2 separate regions of the Homo sapiens genome follow, and region 2 is linked to region 1. The links are chromatin loops, found by intact Hi-C in ENCODE. Cell type or tissue: chondrocyte. All regions are shown on one strand. Each heading gives the region's core, and the rest is flanking DNA. Links, peaks and the distances in the headings are about the cores only.

Region 1 (5,094 bases), core at 1,391-3,890:
GGAATTTACAGCCTCCAGACAGATAATAACATTAGGTCCATGAAAGCCTACAAGGCAAGAAGTTCAGGAGAGAAAGAAGTCATAACCATCTTGGAAGAATCTCAACTTGTTTTATCAGAACTCAAACGCCAATTTCTCACCCCTAGCTTCCCTCATTAGTGCTTATTAACTAGTATTGGGAGGACCAAGCGAAGAGTAAAGCTAGGGTAGCAGAGGCCATAAGCTAATTGCAAAGGACAGAGCTAAAGAAACATGCTAGTTTCCCCTGAGCACCCAACTGCATGACTGAAAATGGATTAATTTGTATTTCTAATGGATATACAAGAAACACGTGAATATGCTAAAATAAATTTAAGGTCAAGCAATGCAAAGTGTTAGTGCGTTTGCCTTCCACTCTCAGAGGCAGCCTCTATTATTTGGTTCTTGGGCTGCTTCATAAAAAGTTCTGTGTTTTTTAATGGCCTCAGCTTTTGGGAGGCTCAGGCCACCTAGCCCATCAGGAGACCAGGCCCGAAGGATGGATCTGAAGAGTGGGCAACGGAGAGTTAAACCAGGGCTGACTTCAACAGGCCCAGTCAAGTCAGGGGCAAGCACATTGTCCATCCACTGGAAGACGGAAAGGGGAGAGGAAGGCAGGCCCTCCCGACTCACAGGTCACCTCGCAACTTTGCTAGGCACTACCCACCCTTTAGGGATAAGTGAAGTATGTGGTGGGCATACAAGGCGCACAGGGGAGTCATTCTGGCAAATTCCAAGAAGGTTTTAAGGGCTCCCGAGGCAGGCAGGCCCAGTTGCTGTTTGGAGCTTCCTTTGGGGTGGGAGGATGGCGGGGGCAGGGGGCCGGGGCGGTGCCTTAACGAGGGGAGATGCTTTTAAATAGCTGCCTTCCAAAAACCATCCTCCCTGCTTCTTTGAGAAGCACCCAGCTGTTGTTTACCCTCCAGGACAGCAAATCCGGTTATTTGTCTCTCTATTCCGTGATATTATAAAGTAATGAATGGTCCATTAAACTAAGTTTGGGATCCCGTCTCCCCACAGCCACCTCCTCGCCGGCACCCTCAGCCGGGGAGGCCGTAGGCTCGGGCTGCAGCCTGGCAGCCTCAGTCCCCCTCCCTCCACCATTTCCCTCTACTCCCTCCCTCTCCTGCACCCCCTCCCCCCGGTTATTTGGGAGATTAGAGTTCATTAATTAAATCCTGTGCTTAGATCGAACTGTAACATTATTCCAATCACATTTATCTTGCAGGCGGCGGAGGAGATGGCAGCCTCGCTGGAAACGCGCGGGGGAGCCTGAGCCGGCGGCCGGGGACGCACGGCGCTGCGCGCTCCTTCGCCACGCCGCCGCGCAGCCCCTCCATCTTCCTGCTCGGCACCGGGCCCCGCGCGCCCCTGCCTACGGGGTCCCGCTGCTCTCCGGGGCTCCTGCCAGCCCCAACCCCCGGCCCCGGTGGCCTCCCCCCACCCCCGCCCGGGTCCCCCTCCTCCGCCACACGCGCGCGCGCTCACACACACACACACACACACACACACACACACACACATATATACACGCCAGCGAGCTGCTGGCCGCTCAATGGACCGATTTCCCCGGTTTCCCTGAACCCAGCCCAGCCCGGGATGAGAAACTGCAAAATGGCCCGGGTCGCCAGTGTGCTGGGGCTGGTCATGCTCAGCGTCGCCCTGCTGATTTTATCGCTCATCAGCTACGTGTCCCTGAAAAAGGAGAACATCTTCACCACTCCCAAGTACGCCAGCCCGGGGGCGCCCCGAATGTACATGTTCCACGCGGGATTCCGGTGAGTGCGGGCCTCTGTGTTAGTGCCCTCGGGAATTTGGTTGATGGGGTGTTTGGGGAAGGGAAGGCGTGGGGGAGGGGTGTTTTGGCCTCTCCGAGACTCTTTGGGCCAGATAACTGCGCGGTCCTTCCACTCCTCTCTCTAATTCTCCCTTCCCCCTCCCTGTTATTTTTTTTTTAACCCAAAGCCCCTAGAAGCCGCTGTCCAAATCGATGTGATTGCATTTCTCGTATTCTTCCTCAGCATCCCTTCCCTCATTTCAGAAATGGGGGTTGGGGGAGGCTTTCAGGAGGGTGAGGGTGGAGGGAAAGACGGTGTGTTTGTTCGGGAGGGGGCGGCGAGCAGAGATGGACAGGCGTGAGGGGAGCGCCCTCCCCGCGCCCTGTCCGCAGACTCCGCGGGCCGGGCCCGGGGCGGTGCTGGCGGTTTAATGGCGCAGGCGCCGGACTCCCCTCGCGCCCTCCTCCTTTACTCCCCCACGCCTATCAAAGGACACGCGGGTTTATTCTCAGGAAGCCCCTGGGGCGTTCTCTCTCAACCCTTTCCCCCGCAGCCACCGCCCCCCACCAGCTTTCCGGGATTTCTGCAATTCCCCCGCCCCCTGCGGGAAGCGAGCCTCGGAAGGGCCGCCCACCCTCGCCAGGTCGGAGTCACCGCTCCGCGCTGGGCCGGCCTGTGAAGGCTCCAGGCGCAGCTTGACGCCGCTCTGCGAGAGCCCCCGCCCCGCTCTGTGACCCCGGGAACTCTCCCAGCAGGGCCTCCTGACGGGCAGGTGGCAACTACAAAGTGCCACCTGTGGTCCAAGCTGGGACCGAGGCGAGGAACCCAGAGGAGCCTCGCCTGGACCGAGGAGCGGAGTAGGCCGGCGGCCCCCGGGGGTCCCCAGCCAAGTTATAGGAAGTGAAATCGGACGTGGGTTTGGGAAGGAAGAGGTTAAGGCAGGAACCACCCCCAGACTTTCCCTGGGTCTCCGGTTTCCTCTGCCCTTTCTCCAAAAACAATTCTATGGGGCTGCAAAGGCGTAGCGGGTCAGGCTGGCGGGGCGGCCGCTGTCCGCGGTGCTGATTCCCTGGTCCTCGCAGCGCCGCGGGCTCCAGCCCTGCGCCCGGCGTGCGCCCTGCTCTCCGCATGACGGCCATTTTATGGTCTCTCCGGCACCCGGAGGGATGGACAATGCAGATGGGGTTCCCTAGTTTTCTTTTTTTCTCTCGGGTGTGTGTGGGAGCAGAGGGTGGACCAAATGAGAGGGGCTCCGGGACGGAACGGAGCCCGCACGCGTACCAGCCGCCCTCGCCCCAGCCGCTGCACTTTAATGGCTACCTCGGCTTCCCCGAGCTGAGGCCAGCACGCTTGTCTGTGCTCATGCTCCTCTCCAGGTCACAATTTGCGCTGAAGTTTCTAGACCCGTCATTCGTGCCCATTACGAATTCTCTCACCCAGGAACTCCAAGAGAAACCTTCTAAGTGGAAATTTAATCGGACAGCGTTTTTACATCAAAGGTAGGATAGGAGGAAAAGATCCAAAAGGTGCTTTTAAGAATTCAAGAGCTCAAAACAAAACAAAACAAAAACAAGCAAACAAAAACATCTAAAACAACAAACATCTATACGCCCCACCCTCACCATCAGGTGTATCTGCATTGTTTTCTTGGCATGACTGCACAAAGCAATGATCAGGAACCTTCTCCTGTGTGTGTAGTGTCCTCTCATAAAAAGGACATATCAGGACCAATTTGAATAGCAAAAAAAAAAAAAAGCATTCCACTTGGGCTTGATTGAGCACCATGATTTACAGCTAACAAGTCTGGCAAGTACTGCCAAAGCCATCTATTTAAAAAAAAAAAACAGACAAAAGGTTAGTTGCAAAAAGACCACCCAATGCATTTTCATTTCCTCACTGAAAAAAACTTGAAAAATAGAATAAAGTGGTATTGTTTCTTTGAAACACACGGAAAATGCCATAATCTGTCTCCATCAAATTACTCGTGAAAATGCTGGCCCAAATGTATGTAGATATTTAACTATGGTTTTGTTTTGGTTTTGCCTGTTTTCATTGTCTTTACAGCTTTTAACTTACTGTAAAGGTACCTAACTTAATTCCTACTAATTGTAGCGGTTTCATTTTATACACATAAGATGGTTTTGAGGTTTTGTTTTTTTAGGTGGAAGAAGGATGAGATTTGTTCAAATGTATTTATTCTGCTCAGTGATTCTGGTCTACTCTTAGCAAACCACGATAACTCATTACTCCTTCCTTCATGGTGGGATTATTTTACTGCTAAATGGGATGTGAGCCATCTAGCGTATTCATTAGAAGTGTGAATACTTATTTTACAAACCACTCTATTTAGGGAGTTGTGTTTTGATCTTAGCATTTCTAGTTATTGCTCTCTCTCTCTTTTAAAAGTTTAATCTATGGGCAGAATTAAAACAAATTCAGTGGGTATTCATGGTCTCATGAAAATACTGTTCAGATGAAAAGTCAGCATACAGTCATATGATTAACATTTTAAAAACACTTATGTTTAATTATAAATTAGTTCATGAAAATTGATCAATTCTAAAACTCTAGAAGTGTTTTTTTAATAATTGGGTTTTAATTCAATATTAATTTTATGGACAACCCAGAACGTTTTCATGGGTAGAACACATTCTAGCTTTCCCCAAAACATGTTTCTAACTCAATAAAAAATATTCTTCCCACACTAGGCCATGTGACCCAAATGACCAGTCAGAAGAATATTTCCTTCTCAAAACTTCGCTCATTTTAATTAATTAGATAATCTTTCATTAAATTTTTACCAGTAGCATTTTAAATCTGCCTTACCTTTTTAACAACTTGTAAGAGTGGTACTGGTAACTTGGGGAGTTTCAAAGATTTCAGTTGCTGTTGCCTCTATTTTGAAGAATGAAGTCATTTTTAAATTAAAATTCCAAGCAACGGATGATGTGCAAAGCATTTCATTTCATTCCTGCTACATTTAGGCAAAAGTTATAAGAAATTCACTGGGTTTACTTAACATCGGAGAATCTAGCAGCAGTAGCATGTTACCAGTCTCTCTTGAATGTTTTAAATAGCTAAACTTTAAGAAGAGATACTTAATTTTACTTAAAGCTCAATATGAAAGCAACGTGAAATTAGTTCTAAGTATCAGTCTTGCCTTGTTTATGTACTGAATTGCTAGAATATGGAAATATTTTCAGGATTTATAATAGCCATGTTTTCTAAGGATTAGATTTATTCAACTAAATTGTGTTTCTATATAATCAAGTAGAAAAAACTCCCTGTTTCATTATTC
Region 2 (3,797 bases), core at 1-2,500, 250 kb before region 1:
CAGCAGAGGCTGCAGAACAGCAAAGATTGCTGCCTGCTCCTTCTTCTGGAAGCTTCGTTCCAGAGGGGCATCTACCAGATGCCAGCCAGAGCTCTCCTATATGAGGTGTCTGTTGACCCCTGCTGGGAGATGTCTCCCTGTCAGGAGGCACAGGGGTCAGGGACCCACTTGAGGAGGCAGTCTGTCCCTTAGCAGAGCTCGAGTGCTGTGCTGGGAGATCTGCTGTTCTCTTCAGAGCCAGCAGGCCAGAACATTTAAGTCCGCTGAAGCTGCGCCCATAGCTGCCCCTTGCCCTAGGCACAGCCCCTTTCCCCGGGGGCTTTGTCTCAGGGAGATGGGAGTTTTAGCTATAAGCCCCTGACTGAGGCTGCTGCTTTTCTTTCAGAGATGCCCTGCACAGACAGCAGGAATCTAGAGAGGCAGTCTGGCTACAGAAGCTTTGTGGCACTGTAGTGGGCTCCAGCCAGTCCAAACTTTCTGGTAGCTTTATTTACACTGTGAGGGGAAAACCTCCTACTCAAGCCTCAGTAATGGTGGACACCCCTCCTTCCACCAAGCTTGAGCATCCCAGGTTGACTTCACACTGCTGTGCTGTGCAGCAAGAATTTCAAGCCAGTGGATCTTAGTTTGCTGGGCTCCATGGGGGTGGGATCCACTGAGCAAGACTTCTTGTCTCCCTAGCTTCAGCCCCCTTTCCAGAGGAGTGAACAGTTCTGTCTCACTGGTGTTCCAGGTGCCACCAGGGGGAAAAAAAAAACACAAAAACAACAACAAAAAAACTTCTGCAGCTAGCTCAGTCTACCCAAACAGCTATCCAGTTTTGTGCTTGAAACCCAGGGCCCTTGTGGTGTAGGCACCTGAGGGAATCTCCTGGTCTGTGGGTTGTGAAGACTGAGGGAAAACCATAGTATCTGGACTATCTGGACTAGATAGCACCATCCTTCATGGCAAGTCCCTCACGGCTTCCCTTGTCTAGGGGAGGGAGTTCCCCGACCCTTTGTGCTTCCTGGTGAGGCAACTCCCCACCCTGCTTTTGCTTGCCCTCTGTGGGCTGCACCCACTGTCTAACCAGTCCCAGTGAGATGAACTGGGTACCTCAGTTGGAAATGTGGAAATCATCCATCTTCTGCGTTGGTCTCACTGGGAGCTGCAGACTGGAGCTGTTCCTATTGGGCCATCTTGCCTGGGAATCGAGTTCACATATTTTTAAAGCCCTTCACATGACTTTGATATAAAAACAGATTAAGAAATGACTGATCAGCTGGGTGCAGTGGCTCACGCCTGTAATCCCAGCACTTTGGGAGGCCAAGGTGGGCAGATCACGAGGTCAGGAGAACGAGACCATCCTGGCTAACATGTTGAAACCCCATCTCTACTAAAAATACAAAAAATTAGCTGGGCCTGTAATCCTAGCTACTCAGGAGGCTGAGGCAGGAGAATCTCTTGAACCTGGGAGGCAGAGGTTGCAGTGAGGTGAGATCGCACCACTGCACTCCAGCCTGGATGACAGAGTGAGACTCTGTCCAAAAAAAAAAAAAAAAAGAAAGAAATAACTCATCCAGTACCCAGTAGCAATACTTTTTAAAAAGTCAGTGACTTTCTAAAGTATTTGGTATTATGAAAGACTCTATTCTTTATTTAGTATAATTTGTTAAAAATCATATTAGGAGTGTCATAGTTCTCTAAACCAATCCTATGACATGTAGAAATAGATAGTGAGATAGGCATCTATTGGGTTTCCTGCCTAACAATACCCCTTGTGTAGGAACTCCCCACTACACACATGGTTCACATGTGATTCTACCACCCTGAAACACAGTTAATTGATCCAAGAAGAAGGATGTTACTTCACCTGGAACAACGATCTTTTCTTTGATAATTTTGGATTTGAGACTGTTAGTCTGCTTGGACTGCCATAACAAAATATCATAAATTGGGTGGCTTAAATACCAGAGATTTCTATCTCACAGTTTTAGAAGCTGTGTGAGCTGATTCAATTTCTGCTGAGGGCTCTCTTCCTGGCTTGCAGATGGCAGCCTTCTCAGTATGTCCTCACATGGCCTTTCCTTGGTGAGTGCTTATGGAAATACAGAGAAAGATCTCTTTCTCTCTCTTCCTTTCTTTAGGAGGCCATATTCTTACTGGATTAGGAGTCTACTCTTAAGACCTCATTCAACCTTAATTACCTCCTAAAAGCTCTAGCTCCAAATACAGTCACACTGGGAGTTAGGGTTTTAACGTATGAATTTTGGGGGAACACAATTCAGTACATATCAGGGACTAAAAGCGTTCAGTTATTTCACTATGGATCTGTGAGGCTCAGAGCTTGAAAAACACCATTGTTCTCTGCTATGTGGAGAAAGAGGGTGTGTAGAGAGAAGGAATAACACAGTTGACATCCAAGTAAAGCAGACACAAGAAACAGAGAGTAGTCTTGATATTGTCATATTCCTGGTACCAGCTGTTTCTGAATCTCAGATGAATCCTTTCCCTTTTAGGGTCTTGGTTTTTCTGTGAGGTGCCCCAGTTTCCTCCCAATAAATTGTTCATTTGTCTAGATTCAGTTGGTCTCTCCTATTTATAATCAAAAGGCAGTCTTGGCTATTATCATTTCCACAATATCAAAATAGATTTTTAATAAAAAGTAAGTAGAAATAAAAATAGTATTCAAAAATATAGAATTTTATCTGTGATTGCAAAATTAACCTCAAAAGACATCCTGGAACTTTGATATCCCACTTCAGATTTGGAGCTGAGAAAATCATGATCACAGGACACACTAGGGGTGTTTCCCTTGGCCATGTGCCTGCAAATCAAAGTGATGTGTCCACAGGCTACCCATCTACAGACAACTCCAATGCTTTTTATAGTACCAAGATCATGTTTATCCTAATTTGCTCTCGCTCTTAAAAAAGTATATGGCCCATAACATGTATCCTATTTCCATTTCAGGGCCCCGTGTCTGTCTTGTTGGGCTTAAGACATGTATTGTTCTCTTGGCTTCACATTGAGATCTCACTAAAGGGCTTTACTTCAGAAACACTTTTAGCCATTTTTTACTCTCAGCCACCTTGGGGATGTCACGCCTTGGGAAAATCCTAGTTTAAGAAACTTGAGCTGCAATGTTGGGCTATGGCTAATGGCATGGTGGAGCCAGCTTGCACTAGCCCATGAGAGCTGATTGCACATATCTTCTCTCAGCTTTGTGTTTAGTGACGTCTCGTGAGTGGCTTGAAGTCAGCCATTGTAGGAGTGCTGCTTATATCATGGAAATTGGAAAACACTACAAATTATGTGTTTTTTTTTTCTTGGAGAGCTATTGGTTAAACATATATCAGCACATCACAAGCTATCACCCACTTGACAGTCCCTTTCCTGGTGAGACATTAAAAAAGAGAACTGGCTTTGAAATGTCTGGTTAAGTATATATAATTTATAAGATTTATAAGATTTATAATTTATAATCATTATAGACTTCTGCTTTTCCCACTCAGGCTGGACAGTCACTGCTTTTGCTAATATCAGTACCATGGACAGCAATTCTGCAAAGTGGCTGAAACGAGAGCCAAAAATAGCACAAAGTGAAGGGTCTGGACTTGGCAGTGGCTGAAAATTAGAGGACAATGAGGAATCTCAAATGAGGGAAGAAGTAAATGTAGTATCTGCTAATATCTGGAGTCTTTGTTAGGTGATGCATCCAGGATTTAACTGTCAGGGTAAAGCAGACACCATGGATGTAAGCCAAAATGAGAGCACTAAATTTATACCACAATTCAGGAAGGCAATGAGTAAGACAT

The links. Peaks named below come from ENCODE experiments on the same cell type or tissue, not always from the same donor. Only the 100,000 strongest peaks of a DNase experiment are listed, where the experiment ranks them.
Region 2: it touches region 1 in a loop (2.1-fold over the local background); 4 of 110 quality-filtered maps call a loop at or near these places.

Annotation. Positions count from the first base shown.
Region 1 is chr18:57,351,230-57,356,323 of GRCh38, forward strand. It overlaps ST8SIA3 (ST8 alpha-N-acetyl-neuraminide alpha-2,8-sialyltransferase 3), which reads left to right and starts at 1,328. Exons shown (of 4, transcript NM_015879.3): 1 at 1,328-1,796; 2 at 3,173-3,295. The coding sequence starts at 1,618. In chondrocyte, for the core only: no CTCF peak of the experiment used is centred there; a DNase peak (open chromatin) is centred at 2,572.
Region 2 is chr18:57,103,778-57,107,574 of GRCh38, forward strand. No RefSeq gene overlaps it. Among named protein-coding and RNA genes, the nearest start is that of LINC-ROR, 34 kb to the left of the region's middle. In chondrocyte, for the core only: no CTCF peak of the experiment used is centred there; no DNase peak of the experiment used is centred there.